Linked DNA regions of Homo sapiens: region 1 is linked to region 2. The links are chromatin loops, found by intact Hi-C in ENCODE. Cell type or tissue: PC-3. All regions are shown on one strand.

Evidence for each region. Peaks named below come from ENCODE experiments on the same cell type or tissue, not always from the same donor. Only the 100,000 strongest peaks of a DNase experiment are listed, where the experiment ranks them.
Region 1: it touches region 2 in a loop (6-fold over the local background); 9 of 110 quality-filtered maps call a loop at or near these places.

The regions. Positions count from the first base shown.
Region 1 is chrX:104,928,238-104,930,737 of GRCh38, reverse strand. All of the region lies in intron 2 of IL1RAPL2 (interleukin 1 receptor accessory protein like 2), which reads right to left. Among named protein-coding and RNA genes, the nearest start is that of TEX13A, 290 kb to the left of the region's middle. In PC-3, no CTCF peak of the experiment used is centred here; a DNase peak (open chromatin) is centred at 1,177.
Region 2 is chrX:105,189,281-105,191,780 of GRCh38, reverse strand. All of the region lies in intron 2 of IL1RAPL2 (interleukin 1 receptor accessory protein like 2), which reads right to left. Among named protein-coding and RNA genes, the nearest start is that of TEX13A, 30 kb to the left of the region's middle. In PC-3, a CTCF peak has its summit at 1,335 (motif pointing right); a DNase peak (open chromatin) is centred at 1,360.

The sequences.
Region 1 (2,500 bases), 260 kb after region 2:
CTCATCGTAAGTTCTCAATAAATGTTATCTATCATTATAAGAAGACAGTATAATACGAAGGGTAAGAGTTTTGTGAACTCTGAGGTTATACTGCCTAAATTCAAATGCCTATTCTAACACTTATTTGTTGTATGTCCCTAAATAAGTCATTTACCCTCCTGATTTTCTCTGCTTCCTCGTCTGTAAAACAGAGATAATAATACAACCTACTTTGAAGGGCTACTGTGAGTATTGAATAGTTACTTCATGTAAAGTTCTTGACACAGTGCCTATCACATAGTGAGCACTCAGGAAATGTTTATAATATTGCAATAATGGTGACAACTATGTGAACAAGAAAAACCAATAGCTCTCAAGTCATACAGACTAAGCCACAACTTACTTGTCAGTATGGCTCTCCAGAGGTTCCCTGCACATCTTCAGGTAAGCAACTCATACTATCTGACTATAAATATTAAATTAATTCCATAAAATTATCAGTACTATTTTTTCTTCAATGTAGGTTTTCTAAGAACTGAACATGACTGATGTTTCAAGAGCTTAGCAAATGGTCATAGGATAGAAGAAAGACCATTGTAGCAGAATTTCTGTTACAGAGATTGCCCCAAACTCAATAAACAGACATAGAGAGGAAGCACTTGCCTGAGGCAGCAGTTCAGCTGAATGTGATGAATTGAAAGGGCAATAAAAAGGTGGTAAGGTGGTTGGAGTTAATGTCGAAAAAGAACACAGGGGTACAACAAGTAAGCAATAACATGGGAAGAAGTTTACAAGCCCTAAAGAAAACATTTCAGAAAAAGTGTAAAAGCTTATAAGCTGACTTAGAATTTGTGAGCAGTCATTGACAAGCTATGTTTGGATACAGACCTAAAAGGGCATCATTTCTATAAGCATATGGTTCCACTGTGGAACATGTGAAAAACTTGAAAAAAGTGACATTTACATGAAGTGTCTTTTGTGGCAAAGAGGTGGATGCAGAAGGAATATGGAGATACCAAGCAGATCTGGAATCTGAGAAATTTGTGCTGGGCATTAATGAAGATGTCAGGTGTGCATGTCAAAATGGATGAATGAATTGCTGCCCTAAACACACATGCTGTTTAACAGCCTGCCATCGATTGAGCAAAACTACCTGGATTTGAGTCAGACAAATAAAAAATGATGAATCAGTGACAGAAATAAACACTATAATAAGAAAGCCTGGGCTGCTCAAGTGACACTTGAGGTAAGACAGTGGAATTCTGGAACTGAGAATGTATGTTGACATTGGCAAGCAAAGCTCTGAGGGCTAATGTTGCTAGAGAGGGCCTAATTGGGCCAGTGAACACTGATGATTTGGAACACAAATGTGAGCAGAGGGCATAGAAAGTGGTCCCCCGCAGTGTGATTGCAGAAGGTTCTTTTGGGCTTAGCACTAATATAAGCTGACTTCTCTTAAGTCAAAAGAAGTCAGCTTATGAACAAACGAAAGGCTGAATAAGGAGTTTCTTGATGGGGTCCAAATTGTTATAATCACAAGGGAAAAATACCATGAATTCCATGATTATGTCAGTGCCACATTTGCTAAGTCCATTTGTAAGAGCACAAAACCCCTAATTATGCCTAAGGGGTCAGAGGAACAAGGTGCATTAATTTTGGAAAGTATAACCTTGATTTTGCATACAAGTCAACTTGGGAACATGATATACTTTTCTTTCTAGTAAAATTTTAAGAACAAATTATCTTTTCCTGACATACCAATAGGAAGGGTTACTATTTCTTTAAGAAAATAAAGTAGGAGTGAATCTAAGAAAACATTAGTTTATTTTATTTTCAAAAATCCTTTACCAGAAATATATTCAATTTATATTATCACCTTCAATCCTGCCTAGGTATTGCCAACACGCTGCCCTCACACCACCTTACAAACCCACACAAAGAAGCCCAATTTTTCCCCATTATTCTTTAAAATACCAATTCAACACAAGCCTTTCTTATTCTACGAAGTAACATCACGTAGTACATGTTTAGTTCCCTTCCCTCAAATGGTTCCCAATTACCATCAAGTCTAAGTACATTTTTTGGCCAGTGCTTATTTCCGTGGCTACTTGAGCTCTGGGAGTTGGGAACCTTTGAAATTTCTTCAAGCAACATCAATTTTGCTTATACCCTGGAGTCTCATTCTGGTACAGAAAAGGAGAGAGAAAACAATTTTTTTGGGCTAATTTCCGTAAGTGCGGCACAGCCTCAACCTGACAGAGAAACAACATGGCTCCCACAGCATGAGGCCAAAGCTAAAATGTTTCTTCCAAGTCTCCCAGGCTAGATGAATTTTGAGTTGCTAAGCACTTGTTCTAACACATTCTCAATGCAGACTAAGAAGGATAATGAGGGACTGATAAGACACTCGGTGGCAAATTCTCAAGGAACCGGAATAAGCTGGACTAATATCTATAATGAATCTAATCAAATGTTGACCTGATACAAAACAAATAGAAAAAATTAATAAGATCTACAATTT
Region 2 (2,500 bases):
AGTATAAGTGAATGTATGTCTGCCCTTTGTTTCACAATCAGTGAGTATGATTATAAATATTCTTGTCCCTGGATTTGAAAACACCTCCTATTCCTATATTATCCTTTCTCTGTTCACTCAAGTCTTATGAATAGCAATTTCAGTATTTAAAAGAACAATTGCAGGTTTTTAAGATTCTCATCACTACTCCCTTGACTTAGATTTCTATAAGGCTCAAAAAGTTATTACTCTTGGTTTAGTCTTGTGGGTACCAATGCTTTAATATCGGCCGGGTGCAGTGGCTCACAGCTGTAATCCCAGCATTCTGGGAGGCTGAGGTGGGCAGATCACCTGAGGTCATGAGTTCAAGACCAGCCTGGCCAATATGGTGAAATCCTGTCTCTACTAAAAATACAAAAATTAGCCAGGCATGTTGGCGCATGCCTGTAGTCCCAGCTACTTGGGAGGCCAAGACAGAGAATCACTTGAACCTGGGAGGCGGAGGTTGCAGCAAGCTGAGATCGTGCCATTGCACTCCAGCCTGGGCATCACAGTGAGACTCCGTCTCAAAACAAACAAACAAACAAACAAAATGCTTTAATATCTGAGTTCTCCAAAACAATTATAATGGAGTGAAGAAAGCCACTTGTATAAAACTCGTATCTCTATTTTAATCATTTTCATTCTGATCTGTACAACCAATGTATGTTTAGGGAGTTTGACATAAAGATTCCAAAGAAGGAGCATCTAAAGACTAGAAAGGAACATGCCAGCATCTATGCAATTTATTTTGCCAGGAGGAGATTCCTAGGAGTAAAAATTAGTGCAGTCCCCTGCAAAGTGCCCTGGGTGTCCCAAGCAAACTCATTTGGCCTCTTTATAGATAAGCCTCCTACTTCCTCTTCAGTACAACCAGGAAGGCAAATCCTGCCGCATCTATCTGTTGTAAAAACAAAACCCTGTGAAAAGTTTATACATACCTGTAAGAGGATAAGTTGTTATTATCAACAATTATAACATTATTTTAGAAAAAAAGAACATTGAGTGCAATAAAACTAGACTCTAATGACTATGTACAATTATTTATTGGGGGACAGGATATATAACTATGTATAGAATTGCTGATTCTGGATTTTTTTTTCCCCAAATTGGAAATCCCTTGTTAGGTATAATGGCTAATCAGCACTTGAGAAAATATGCAAGCATGTGTACCCTATACTAGCTTATTATGTGTTTGTGATTAACAAATTCATTTGTTAAACCAGGTGTTTCAACTATGTAAACTTAATCCCATTCATTTTTACTATCAGTTTTCCTGTGAGCTAAAAGGGCAATTGTTGGGGGGCAATTCATAAAATTACCACTAGAGGGCGAGCTGTCCAAGTTTTTGTTTTACATGTTTTCCCCACATAAGCTTTAAAACTAAGGATTTATCATTGACCAACTGCTGGTTGCTTGAGAAGAATCACAGCACACCTATGGGGATGCACCATTGTAGGTGACAGAAGCCAAAAGTTGAGAATACAGCTGCGATCTTGCTCAAACTGGGGAACCAGGCTACACCCCCATCCCCCCACCCAGTGAATGACCCAGCACAGAAAAGTGTAACAGCAGCAGCAGCTATGAGTTTCATTGAGCCCTTAGAATAGAACATCCAAGAACTGTGCTAGGTGTTTTGCACAAATTTTTCTCCTTTCATTCTCATGTCAACTTTGGGAGGGAGGGACTCTTGTTATTTCCACTTTACTGATAAGAAAAAAAGAAAGCTCAGAGAGTTTAAGTGACTTGCTCAAGGTCACTCAAGTTGTAGTGGCAGAATTCAGACTCTAACCCAAATAAGTTAGACACAGAACTTATAATCTTAGTCATTATGTGTTCTATATCCTGCCTCCTATACTCTTCTTCATCCCAGCCCATGAGCTAGTAAAAGATTAAAATTTGCTTGGTGCTATCCAAATTGTCATATGTATTCCACAGAGTTCATGCCTCTCCAGGAGTAGACATTTCCAGGTGAGGGACATCATATTCCCAAATAATAACCATTGTGGGAAGAATAGCCGTAAGGTAATGTATGCTAATTATTTATCTATGAATTATACACAGTGTTTACAGAGTAATTAATTATTAATAATTCATGTTCTTGACGTAACCTCCAAAGGTCAGATCTAGACCTTGGAAAACTTTATCTGACCCATAACAATTTATTTAAAATTAAGTATCTAGGAATGATTATCCCATCCTACCATTATATTTAAGAATATAGTTGTGTGTGAGCCTGTGCGGTGGCTCACACCTGTGATCTCAGCAATTTGGGAGGCAGAGACAGGCAGGTCACTTGAGGCCAGGAGTACGAGACGAGTCTGGCCAACACAGTGAAACTCCATCTCTACTAAGAATACAAAAATTAGCGGGGCATGCCTGTAATCCCAGCTACTCTGGAGGGTGAGGCACGAGTCGCTTGGGACCGGGAGGCAGAGGTTGCAGTGAGCAGAGATCGCACCACTGCACACCAGCAGAGGTC